Linked DNA regions of Homo sapiens: region 1 is linked to region 2. The links are chromatin contacts, found by Hi-C or POLR2A ChIA-PET in ENCODE. All regions are on one chromosome and are shown on one strand. Each heading gives the region's core, a stretch centred on a gene start or an enhancer-like site at or near the end of the contact. The rest is flanking DNA. Distances are from core to core; before and after follow the strand shown. Region 1 holds the start of CDK4 (cyclin dependent kinase 4). Region 2 holds the start of ITGA5 (integrin subunit alpha 5).

The links. A loop is a pair of places that touch in the nucleus more often than their neighbours do. ChIA-PET counts read pairs that join two places held with the same protein, here RNA polymerase II (POLR2A). Pooled maps may share reads with other maps.
Region 1: a loop to region 2 is called in a map of naive thymus-derived CD4-positive, alpha-beta T cell, with 4 times the contacts of the local background. The contact joins the promoter of CDK4 here to the promoter of ITGA5 in region 2. A Hi-C loop is called at or near these places in 1 of 168 maps with a recorded cell type or tissue (naive thymus-derived CD4-positive, alpha-beta T cell) and 4 of 50 pooled maps. POLR2A ChIA-PET finds 5 or more read pairs at or near these places in 1 of 52 experiments (CD4-positive, alpha-beta T cell).

What each region holds. Positions count from the first base shown.
Region 1 is chr12:57,751,060-57,753,759 of GRCh38, forward strand. CDK4 (cyclin dependent kinase 4) reads right to left here and starts at 1,251. Exons shown (of 8, transcript NM_000075.4): 1 at 1,116-1,251; 2 at 441-677; 3 at 148-283; 4 at 1-31. The coding sequence starts at 658. RefSeq lists silencers at 401-540, 1,271-1,350, 1,581-1,700 and an enhancer at 877-1,610.
Region 2 is chr12:54,417,984-54,420,683 of GRCh38, forward strand. ITGA5 (integrin subunit alpha 5) reads right to left here and starts at 1,283. Exons shown (of 30, transcript NM_002205.5): 1 at 998-1,283. The coding sequence starts at 1,215. The region is part of intron 2 of GPR84-AS1 (GPR84, ZNF385A, ITGA5 and GTSF1 antisense RNA 1); the gene reads left to right.

The DNA of each region.
Region 1 (2,700 bases), core at 1-2,500, 3.3 Mb after region 2:
CTAGGCCTCTTAGAAACTGGCGCATCAGATCCTAGTTTCAAAGGGGAGGTACAGATGCACTGGAAACTAGGCACCATACCTGAAATCCCAGAAGGTTCTACTACAAAGGTCCCAATCCACCTCTCAATGCCTACCAACCCCACTCACCTTGATCGTTTCGGCTGGCAAGCCTGGTGGGGGTGCCTTGTCCAGATATGTCCTTAGGTCCTGGTCTACATGCTCAAACACCAGGGTTACCTTGATCTCCCGGTCAGTTCGGGATGTGGCACAGACGTCCATCAGCCTGACCAGAGTAAATGCTCACTTTTCAATCCCCTTTAACCCAACATGGCCTCTCATTATTTCCTCAGGGTCCCCACTTCTCTACAGATCATCACACCCCACCTATAGGCTGTCTTTTCCCTTTACTCCCCACGCCCAACCCTCCACCACCTTCTCACCGGACAACATTGGGATGCTCAAAAGCCTCCAGTCGCCTCAGTAAAGCCACCTCACGAACTGTGCTGATGGGAAGGCCTCCTCCACCTCCTCCTCCATTGGGGACTCTCACACTCTTGAGGGCCACAAAGTGGCCACTGTGGGGATCACGGGCCTTGTACACTGTCCCATAGGCACCGACACCAATTTCAGCCACTGGCTCATATCGAGAGGTAGCCATTCTCAGATCAAGGGAGACCCTACAATCACAGACTCCTATCACCAAAAGTCGCTTACAGAGTTAGGATGGTATGAGCCTGCAGCAACAAAGGGACTCCCAAAAAAAAAGCGCAAAGAACACCACCAGCATCCCATCCCCCGCTCCCAGTCTTCCTTGGGGCCGGCCCCAGAGATAACACAATGACTCAATACCAACCCCTCCAGCCACGTGAGGCCCTGCAATAGAAAACGCTTTTTCCTTTGGGACAATCGCGCCCCGCACAAAGATCACACATGACACATGCCTTGCATCGAAGATCCTACACCTCAGTCCCTAAAATTATACTTTCCCATGACCACAAAGGCCCCACTTCCCGCCCTTGAGCGACCCTTCCATAACCAGCTCGCGAAACGAACGCGTGGAAAGCTGTGAGGGGGGCGGGCACTGGTTCTCATTCCTGGGAAGGGACTGCACTTACCTCACGCCAGCCCGGGGTGCTGTGGGGGCGGCCCGTTATCGGGGCCCCGGAGCCGGTTCCTACGGCCCCATACACCCGAGCTCGGTCCGGAGCAGCTGGACGCAGAGGGCCCGACCATAGACACAGGCCGCAAGCTAGAGAGGCCCCCTCACCCCCACCCTCACCATGTGACCAGCTGCCAAAGAGGCGCGCGGAAACTGGGAGGGCGGGGCGAACGCCGGACGTTCTGGGCACGTGACCGCCACCCATGCGCTGAGGGGCGGACAGGAGGTGCTTCGACTGGGAGGAGGGCGAAGAGTGTAAGGGGGCGGAGGGGCGATGGCAGCCACGTGATCTGTTGCTATCACACGTGACCGCTTGACATTGCTCTGAGGAGCAGAGGTGTGGCTACGCGGCGGGCACGTGACTGGCTGCCACAACCCCCGCTGCAGGGGGGGAGCGGTGAGGGGGACAAGAGAGGGTGGAGCCCGAGGCGGTGCCATGGCAACCTAGGCCACCCAGAGCCCAACTCCCGGCTGAAGGATTGTCTCACTACCGGTCTGAAGGCTGAACTCCAGTCTCACTACCGGTCTTTCAGCCTGTCTGCATTGGGGAGGGGGTGGGAGTTGGGGTACCAGAGGTGATGCTGTCACCTTTTCGCTCCACCATGAGAAAACATACTCTCATTTGTGTCATTGTTTCATTCATTAATTCTACAACATTTTACTGAGTGCTTGCTTCCAGTGTGTATGTGGGTTTTTATTTTGTTTTTGGTGTCTGTCACTGGCCCTTTAAAGTAGTGGTACGACTATCTATAAAGATGTAGCCAACAATGGGGTCTTCTACAATAGGGAGTAAACAATGCCCATTTGAGGGCAAAACTACGATTAAAGGATGACGGAAGGCAGATTAATACAGTAATCCAACAGGCTCAGTGACAAGGTAATCCTCTCACTTTTCCAACTTCCAAACCTCCCTGGGAGTGTTAATGCAAAGACCTGAGGCCATCTGGCAGAGAAGTTATTGATGAGCAGGAGACAGGAATACTTGACCTTTTAAGTTTTTTTTTTTTTTCCAGTAGGAAGGTTCTATGATTATGTGATATTTGTATGTGTGCATATATGCTTCTATGTATATATGTATGTATATGATATTATTTATCACATCATATATAAGACGGATACAGGATTGCACATGTGCAAGAAAGTTACCACCACACCCCCTGCACCCTCCAGACCACCACAATGAATGAAAATGACATGCCCCCTTCTGCAAACCTTGTGACTACTCATTTGGAGTTATTGTGCTTCCCTCTTTTTCCCTAGTGCCGCTTTCTTAGCACTTAGCACTGTCCAGAACACACTTGTTCCCAAATGGCCTCTGCCCAGACACCTAGGTAGACACAAGTAGATTTCTCCTACTTTGTTTTATTGGCTCCAAGGTCTTTATCTCCCAGCCCTTTGGGGGTATGGGAGTAAAGGAGGAAAGCGGTTAGTGTCTCATTTGTGAGAATTTGTCTAAAATCTAAAGCCATTTTATTACCCTATTTGCCACTCCTTCCACTCTAACTTCTGTTTTCCTTAACCATCTGGCTGAGAATATAAGA
Region 2 (2,700 bases), core at 33-2,532:
TGCTTATCACTGTGCTGAGTTGGGAATAAGGATCCTCCTTTGAGATTTCCAGGGTCCTGAGTCCTTCATTCTGACGTTCTTGGCCCCACGGAGCCCCCGTCTCCCCAGCTTCCGACCCCAGCCCCAGAAGTCCCGGTCTCAGCACAGCTCCAGCCGACCAGCTACAGGAAACCAGCTTTTCTCTTCCTCCCAAGAGCCAGAGGAAGAGGGAAACCGCCCACCCCCCTTCACGCGCGCACACACCCCTCCCGACACATCCCAGCACCCGCCCTTGGCTGAGTTCGCCCCCAGCCCCAGGGCCCCAGTGCCAGGGTCCCCGCACTCGCCCCCAGTTCTCGGATCCCCTCGCCTGAACAGAGATTGGGGGCGGAGGGAGGAGTAGGAGACAGAGGAGAAAGGAGAGGGAGCCGCCGTCCTCTCTCGGGTCTTTCCCCGGTCTGAGTTGAGGGGGGAGGGGAGGATGAGGCTGGCCCCCATTTAACCTTCCGACCCCCTCAGTCTTTGACTTTCCTCCTACTACACGTAGCTCATTCGGCTTCTACCCGTTCTCTCGCCGCACAATGGCCCCTACGGATCCCGAGGTCTCCTGGAGCCCCCAAAAGCCCTTCCCGGCCTCTGCGCCCCCTCTGCGCCCCCACCCGCCCCAGGTCCCAGCAGCCCACAGACTTCAGCCAGAGACCCTCAGCTCTCCATTCACGCGCTCTCCTCTCCCTTGGCCCGGAGACCCCTGCCCAGACTTCTCCAGCTCCGTGTCCTCTCCCCACCGGACACATGTCTCCCCACTGATCTCAAACGCCAGGGCCCCTCCTCACCCGCCACGGTGCCCTCCCTACTCCAGCGCGGGCCCCCAACTCTAGCCAGGGCCCCCAACTGCAGCTCTATTCCTTACAAACTCCACCCTCAAACTTAAGCCCTGGTCCCCTCCAGACCCCAGCCGCGCCCCCAGTCTCCAGGCGGCTCCCCCACCCCCATCCCGTCTCCAGCCCTCCTCACTCACCCGTCTGTTCCCGGCCGGTAAAACTCCACTGAGAATCCGAAGAAGGAGCCCGGGGGCCCCGAGAGTACTGCTGGGGCCTCCGCGTCTAAGTTGAAGCCCCCGACCCTGGGTGGCGGCGGCAGCAGCAGCAACAGCAGCGGCAGCAGCGGGGGTCGGCGCCGGGGGCCCCAGCGCAGCTGCACGGCGTGGAGAGGGGACTCTGGCGTCCGGCTCCCCATAGCGCCCGCTCTTCCCTGTCCTGGGGCCACCGACCCGGAGCCGCTTCCTAAACCTCCCAGAGGCGAATGACTCAACGCGGGGAGGAGTTTGCCAAACTCCCGGCTGAGCCCTCCCCCCGCCTGCCGAGGGGGCTGGCGGGGGGGCATTCCTGGGTCCCTGGAACTCTGAGCCCGCGTCCCCCACCCCTAAGGGGCGTGGGGGGGGGGCGCACCCCTCCAACCCCCTTTCCCCAGCCCCAGCTGGAAGCCGGTTGTCTGGACTGGGTTAGACTGGGCGGGTTTGGGTTCTTCCCCCTCCTCTCTGCTTCCCCCTCCTTCCTCCCCATTCCTTTCCAGATGTACAACGTAAACGCTCGGAAAACGAGTCGGAAAAGGGAGCGGAGAATTTCCTAATGAGGAAAGGAATCACCTCTGGTGGGCGGAGGAAGCCTGTATATGTGTGTGGGGTCTCCCTCAGTGCTTTAGGGAGGAGACTTTGGGGTCTAAAGAGACAGGAGACTCCTCTGGCGTCCGGCCAACTGGGATTCCCCCTTGCCTTCCGGGGCCGCCGGGTGCCTGGGTTCTGGCCAGCTGGATTTGGGACACAACAGTTGAGGTACAGAGACAGCGTTCGCAGTCAGCTTGCTAGAGGACCTACACGGGCTCCTCAAGTTCCGCTGCTTCCTCCTCCAAGCTTGCTAGTATTGAAAACCCAGGAGTTTGGGGTCATTCATCAGGAGGATTCTGCTCCAGTTTGCCCCCTTCTTGGTCCTAGGGTATGTAAACCTCTGCTGAGCCCCTTCCTTGGATCTGACAGTTGACCAAAAGCCTGCGAGTGGCTGGCCCCTCAGTACCTGCTTGATTAAACTGGCCGGGTTCCTACAAACCTGGAGAATTGTGAGAGGTGGTGGTGGTGGTGGAAAGTCTTGCAAAGGGACCCAACCTTCAGCTCCTAATGGCTGTAAACGCTGGGAGCTCTGGCCAGGCACGGTGGCTCACACCTGTAATCCCAGCACTTTGGGATGCCGAGGTGAGCAGATCACCTGAGGCCAGGAGTTCAAGACCAGCCTGGCCAACATGGCAAAACCCATCTCCACTAAAAATACAAAAATTATCCAGATGTGGTGGTCCGCACCTGTAATCCCAGCTACTCGGGAAGCTGAGGCAGGATAATTACTTGAACCCAGGAGGCAGAGACTGCAATGAGCCGCGATTGCACCACTGCACTCTAGCCTGGGTGACAGAGCAAGACTGTATCCAAAAAAAAAAAAAAAAAAAAAATCCAAAAACCAAAAACCAAAAAAACAATGGGAGCGGAAAGCCAGGACCCCATTCTTCCCAGATTCCCCTGTGGAAGTAGAGGAAGGGACTCTAGAAAGGGAAGGCAGTGACCCCCTGCCCACCTCTTCCCCAAGCTCAGGCTCTGTGTGATGAGATCACTTTTCAGGATTCTAGCCTTTATCTTAGTCTGGGGGAGGGGACTACAAGTCCTTTCAGTCTCTTTCC